2 separate regions of the Homo sapiens genome follow, and region 1 is linked to region 2. A link is an interaction called in ENCODE POLR2A ChIA-PET data of the cell type or tissue named here. Cell type or tissue: OCI-LY7. All regions are shown on one strand. Links, peaks and the distances in the headings refer to the core of each region. The heading gives the core; the rest is flanking DNA.

The links. ChIA-PET counts read pairs that join two places held together with the same protein. Peaks named below come from ENCODE experiments on the same cell type or tissue, not always from the same donor. Only the 100,000 strongest peaks of a DNase experiment are listed, where the experiment ranks them.
Region 1: POLR2A ChIA-PET joins it to region 2 with 10 read pairs; 2 of 35 experiments call an interaction of 5 or more read pairs at or near these places.

The regions. Positions count from the first base shown.
Region 1 is chr6:47,795,810-47,798,739 of GRCh38, reverse strand. All of the region lies in intron 4 of OPN5 (opsin 5), which reads right to left. Among named protein-coding and RNA genes, the nearest start is that of OPN5, 15 kb to the right of the region's middle. In OCI-LY7, for the core only: no CTCF peak of the experiment used is centred there; no DNase peak of the experiment used is centred there.
Region 2 is chr6:47,460,086-47,463,015 of GRCh38, reverse strand. No RefSeq gene overlaps it. Among named protein-coding and RNA genes, the nearest start is that of CD2AP, 16 kb to the left of the region's middle. In OCI-LY7, for the core only: no CTCF peak of the experiment used is centred there; a DNase peak (open chromatin) is centred at 1,605; H3K4me3 peaks cover 975 bases; H3K27ac peaks cover 1,629 bases.

The sequences.
Region 1 (2,930 bases), core at 315-2,814, 340 kb before region 2:
GAAGATGTCACAGTAGTTATGTTTGTTTCTCAGTATCAGTTAAATTTTGTCTTACATTTTCTGCACAAATATTAATAATTAGAAACACTTGTGTTTATGTTATTTTAATATAGATTTATATAAATAAATGAAATATAGACATATTAATATAATATTACATATTATGTGATATCATTAAGTATATAAATTAAAAGAATATACATATATATGTAACAAAATTATATATATATGTATTCCTACACTTCATTTAACATTTCTTTGGTTAATCTGGTCTAGAGTGAGCCTAACTATTTGATCTACCCAGTCCAAGTCAAGCGGAATAATACAACAAATCAAATTAAATGGGATATGTGCTGAGCTATACCTCATATGTATAATGACCTTCAAAAGCATTGACTCATATGTATAATAAGTTCTAGAAGTACTGACTGGTCTAAACATTGACTAGGTTCATTTTTCAATATGGGTTGAATTTTGGCTTAAATTTTCTGCACAAATATTAATAATTAGAGATGTTTGTATTTAGGTTATTTTAATACAGGTTTATATAAACAAATAAAATATAGACATGTTCTTAATATAATATTACATATTATGTGCTATAATATCATTTAGTATATAAATTAAAAGAATATACATAACAAAATTACACATATGTATTCCTACACTTTGTTTAACATTTCATTTAACCTGATCTAGGGCAAGCCTATTTGATCTACCCAGTCCAAGTCAAGCAGAATAATAACAAATCAAATTAAATGGTATATGCTGAGCTGTACCTCATATGTATAATGAGTTCCAGAAGCATTGACTAGACAAGCTTCTCACTCCTCAAGAATACACAAGAGGACAAGATGCTAGAATGTGAGGGGGTCAAGTTGAGCAGTTCAACTGACAGGAGAGAAGATGATGGGTAACAAACTGGGAGAAACTGAAGAAGAGCCTCATGGCAATCAGGACCCAGATTTATTGAGCAAGGCCAACAAAGTGTCAAGGCCAATGACATAATAGGGGATGGAAAACAGAGAGGTGAGGGGGATGGCAAGAAGAAAGCACATTTTGAGACATTTCAGCAACTGTATGCAAAGTAAACTTCGACGTCACATACCAGTGTGATGAATGTCTGCACATCATTTCTTGGGCACACTTCCATAAACTACTGAAAAGCAAATTTTTCATCATTGGTACATTTGCCCAGTTTCTAAAATAGTACCTGGTACAAAGTAGGATTTTGATTAAATATAATTCAACTTTAACTAGGATTGATTTATTTAAATTTCTTTTTTGAAAGATGCAGGTAAGAGCTAAAGGGAGAGCTAGAAATGAAGAACCTAACTCATAATGCTTCATTTTATGAAAATATTTTCCTACTTTATAGCCAATTATAAGACAGAAGAAGTTCATGCTTCCTGAGTCTGCATTTTTGTCCAAGAACTGTTCTATTATTAAGCTATCAGTATAGATTTAGAGTGATGAAAATATCCCTCAAAGCTTCCTCTACTTGGCATGTAGAGTTTGAGCATAACAGTCAACTGGAGCCATCAGGAATCTAGCTCACAGTATGTGATATGGTTTGGCTGTCCCCCCACCCAGATCTCATCTTGAATTGTAGCTCCCATAATGCTCATGTGTCATGGCAGGGACCCAGTGAGAGGTAATCGAATCATGGGGGCAGGACTTTCTCATGCTGTTCTCATGATAGTGAATAAGTCTCACAAGATCTGATGGTTCTATAAAAGGGAGTTCCCCTGCACATGCTCTCTTGCCTGCCACCATATAAGACATGACTTTGCTCTTCATTTGCCTTCTGCCATGATTGCTAGGCCTCCTCAGCCATGTGGAATTGTGAGTCAATTAAATCTCTTTCCTTTATAAATTATCCCATCTTGGGTACATCTTCATTAGCAGTGTGATAGCAGACTAATACAATATGCAACCAAGAGATCTTTGTATAACTCCAAAAATTCTGCAATTTGGAGAGAGGCATATTACCAGAACCAAGTCTCTGACTTACTAAAAAGCCATCTCTTATCTGGGGGAAACTGTGTTTCTCTGGGTCCCTGAGACTAGTGGTCTCCAAAGTGAACATGAGAATACTCGAGGGTAGGATACCAATCAACGTGATTGATTGGGATACAGGAAGAAATAATTATAACTTCAATCTACCTTTATTTTTATCTTTAAAATAGAAGAGAAAATTTGGGGGGTTAAATTAGGGGGTGCTAATATTTAATACAAAGCTTGATGGTATTACCTGTATGTCATTTATATTGATGGCATGTGTTGGAAAATATTTTTTCAGTACAAGGGCAAAAAATCATGAACATGTGAAGACCACTGCTTTAGACTTTACCAGTAATTCCTAACAGGCATAAGGAAAAAGGAGAAACCATGGTTGCTCTAACACCTTCTATGCACCAGATGACAGAATAATATACTTTATCTCTTTGAATTCCCACCGTAACCCAATAAGACAGATATCACTATTCCTGTTATGCAAGTGAGGAAATAGGGATTCAAGAAAGCTAAATATCTAGTTCTAGGTCACAAACTTGGCAGGTACTGGTGATGGGATTAAACTCTAGTCTTGTTCTTTTCCTTACTCCACAATACCTAAAGAACTGTCACCTCTGAAACTACCGTTTACCAAGGTACTCAAGCCTGCAGAAACTGCTCGTGTTCATAACACAAGCTTCCCATGGGAAAGCACACATGGTAAACTCTTACTCTATAAATAATTCAAGTGGTAGAATGTCCCTAATGATGTCCCAAAGTCCATGCAACGCAGAAAATACTGTGAGGCATTGTATGATTCATAAAAGTTATTCTTATTACTGAAATAATGAATATGAATCAATAGTACCCTATTCAGCAGAGCAGATAAGCCCCAAATTGATGGGTTATACAAATTTTGTAGATATTGAAAATGT
Region 2 (2,930 bases), core at 295-2,794:
AAACCCCATCCCCAATAAAAATACAAAAATTAGGCAGGTATGGTGGTGCATGCCTGTAATCCCAGCTACTTGGGAGGCTAAGGCATGAGAATCACTTGAACCTAGGAGGCGGAGGAGGCGGAGCTTGCAGTGAGCTGAGATCGCACCATTGCACTCCTGCCTGGGCAACAAGAGTGAAACTCCATCTCAAAAAAAAAAAGAGAAAGAAAGATTAATTGTTTAATTAGAAAGAGATAACTAAAATTTAAATATAGTTGATAAACATTACTTTCTTTAGTGCAACAGATGTCAGTATTTCTAGTACTTCTACAAAAAAGTCAAGTTACAGAGAATATAATCTCAATTTTTCATCCTCATATTACTTGAAACTTTATGAGCATTTATTGGCATAAAAAAGATACAATATTCTTCCCAAACTCTTTTTCAATTTTTACTCTCAATATAGTTCACTGAGTTTTGGCTCACGATCCCTTTCTCTATCCTTAAAGCCAGCAACTTTGAATCTCTGATCATTCTTCAGTAACTTGCACATGTTTTGGTTATTCATAACTGAGAAATTTTTTAAATAATATAGGGCAAAACAAAATCAAGTAAACTAAAATAGAAAGATCGCCAATGATTCTGATACAGGTAGTCCACAGACCAGGGTTTAGTAACCTCATCAATTGCTACTTGTTGAAGTAAGTGTGTTTTCTATTTGGTTCACTTGAGGAAGATCATAGTTAGGTGAATCAGTAATTGATAATTACTGAAATTCAGTTTTATTTTATTGTTATCATTTATCAGTTAAAAAATAATCTCTACTGTTACTTGGATTTTTTTCTTTATCTGCATTTTGCCCTGATTTGCTACTTTTTCACTCATAGTTTAGTGTGACTAATTAACTAATAGATACACACAAGGCTGACTTTTGCAATAAATTCTTACGTTCAATTACCCATCACTTATATAAGGCTAATCACTTGGACTGAACTCCTGAAGCCAGGAAGCCCAGTTCCACCATTGACACTTGCAAGGATGCAGGCATGATGCCAAAAGGGGAACAGTTGTCTAGGATAGTCTTGTAAAATCAAACCTGTTACACTGAAAATATTTTAGAAGTAAATGAAATATAATGCAATTCTGAGAGCCTAGAAAAAGGATTTATTTAAAGAAATGTGGACAGAAATGGGGAATCCAGAGAAAGTACTGTTTTGTCTGGGGAAGATACTGAATTGATTTATGCAGAGTTTGGGTTAATAGTTGGCTAGACATGGTGGCTCACGCCTGTAATCCCAGCATTTTGGGAGGCTGAGGCAGGCGGATCACAAGGTCAGGAGATCGAGACCATCCTGGCTAACACAGTGAAACCCCGTCTCTACTAAAAATACAAAAACAAAATCAGCCGGGCGTGGTGGCAGGTGCCTGTAGTCCCAGCTACTCGGGAGGCTGAGGCGGGAGAATGGTGTGAACCCAGGAGTCAGAGCTTTCAGTGAACTGAGATCGCGCCACTGCACTCCAGCCTGGGTGACAGAGCAAGACTCCATCATAAAAAAAAAAAAAAAAAAAGTTGGAGATTGTCTCTCAAATAGCAGAGTCTGAGCAGTCAGATGAAATGAGGAACTGAAATTTAAGAGAGCAGCAATGCTGCTGAGCACATGTGTTTAATAATCACCAAACACATTTGGAACCTTTATTAAATATACAGCTAAATATGCCTTACCACAGGCCAACATGTATACTAATGTCTCTCTCATAGAAGTATAAAGTGAAAATTCTCAGTAAGAAATGAGTAGAAATGAACTGAGGCTTTCTCTCTGAGAAATGTATTGTGAATACGGCTCTAACTGCAATTGTATCATTGACCCCTCTGAGCATATGTCATTGAATTGGCCTGTGGATTCCCAGAGGCTGAAGGAATAGGTAGAAAACAGTGTATTCAGCCCCTAGGTGACCACAGTGCAGCATCCTGGTAAACATCTGGTGATTTCTATGGCAATAAGAGATTTCTGGGAGGGTAGGATTTTTTTCTTTTTGTTTGTTTGTTTGTTTGTTTGTTTGAGACACAGTTTCGCTCTTGATGCCCAGGCTGGAGTGCAGTGGCACAATCTCAGCTCACTGCAAACTCCGCCTCCTGGGTTCAAGGGATTCCCCTGCCTCAGCCTCCCCAGTAGCTGGGACTATAGGTGTGCATCACCATGCCCGGCTAATTTTGTATTTTTAGTAGAGATGGGGGTTTCACCATGTTGGTCAGGCTGGTCTCGAACTCCTGACCTCAGATGATCCACCTGCCTCGGCCTCCCAAAGTGCTGGGATTACAGGCGTGAGCCACTGCGCCCAGCCGGTAGGATTTTATTCTTTACTATTGGCTCAATGGTAGCTTCAACTCTTTGTAGTTAGGTCATTCATTGATTAGAAAAACAGATGTATAACTTTGTGTGGGAACACTTAAAACAAGTCCTTTCTCTCACACACACACACCACACACACACAAAGAGGCTGCCTTCAAAAGTTAATCATTGACTAGAACCAGGAAGACAGCTCCCAGCTGCTCTCATTAATACAAATATGTACCTAAAGAAATCTACCTATCCCTGCATGATTCCCTGAAGCATTCATTGGGTGTGGAGGAAGAAATTGCTTCAGGCACTGAGTGATCTGACCCATGACCAGAAACCTGAATCCAGCAAAGGACAAAGTTGCGCACATTGCGTCAGATACAATTTCTGCCATTTACCAGGAAGAACTAGGGGAACCAGGAGAAGGGCCACCTGCTTGGGGCGGGTGAGTCCAGGCGCCCAGATGACTTGGGCCTTTTCTAAGAGTGACCGGAGGAATGCTACCGTGGGACTGTGCATTGAGGTAGCTGGTGATTTTCCTGTGCCTGTAAGGCCCAATGTAAAAGCTTTGCTTTGTCAGTAAACCCCCTTTTGCATCCAAGATGCTGGGAA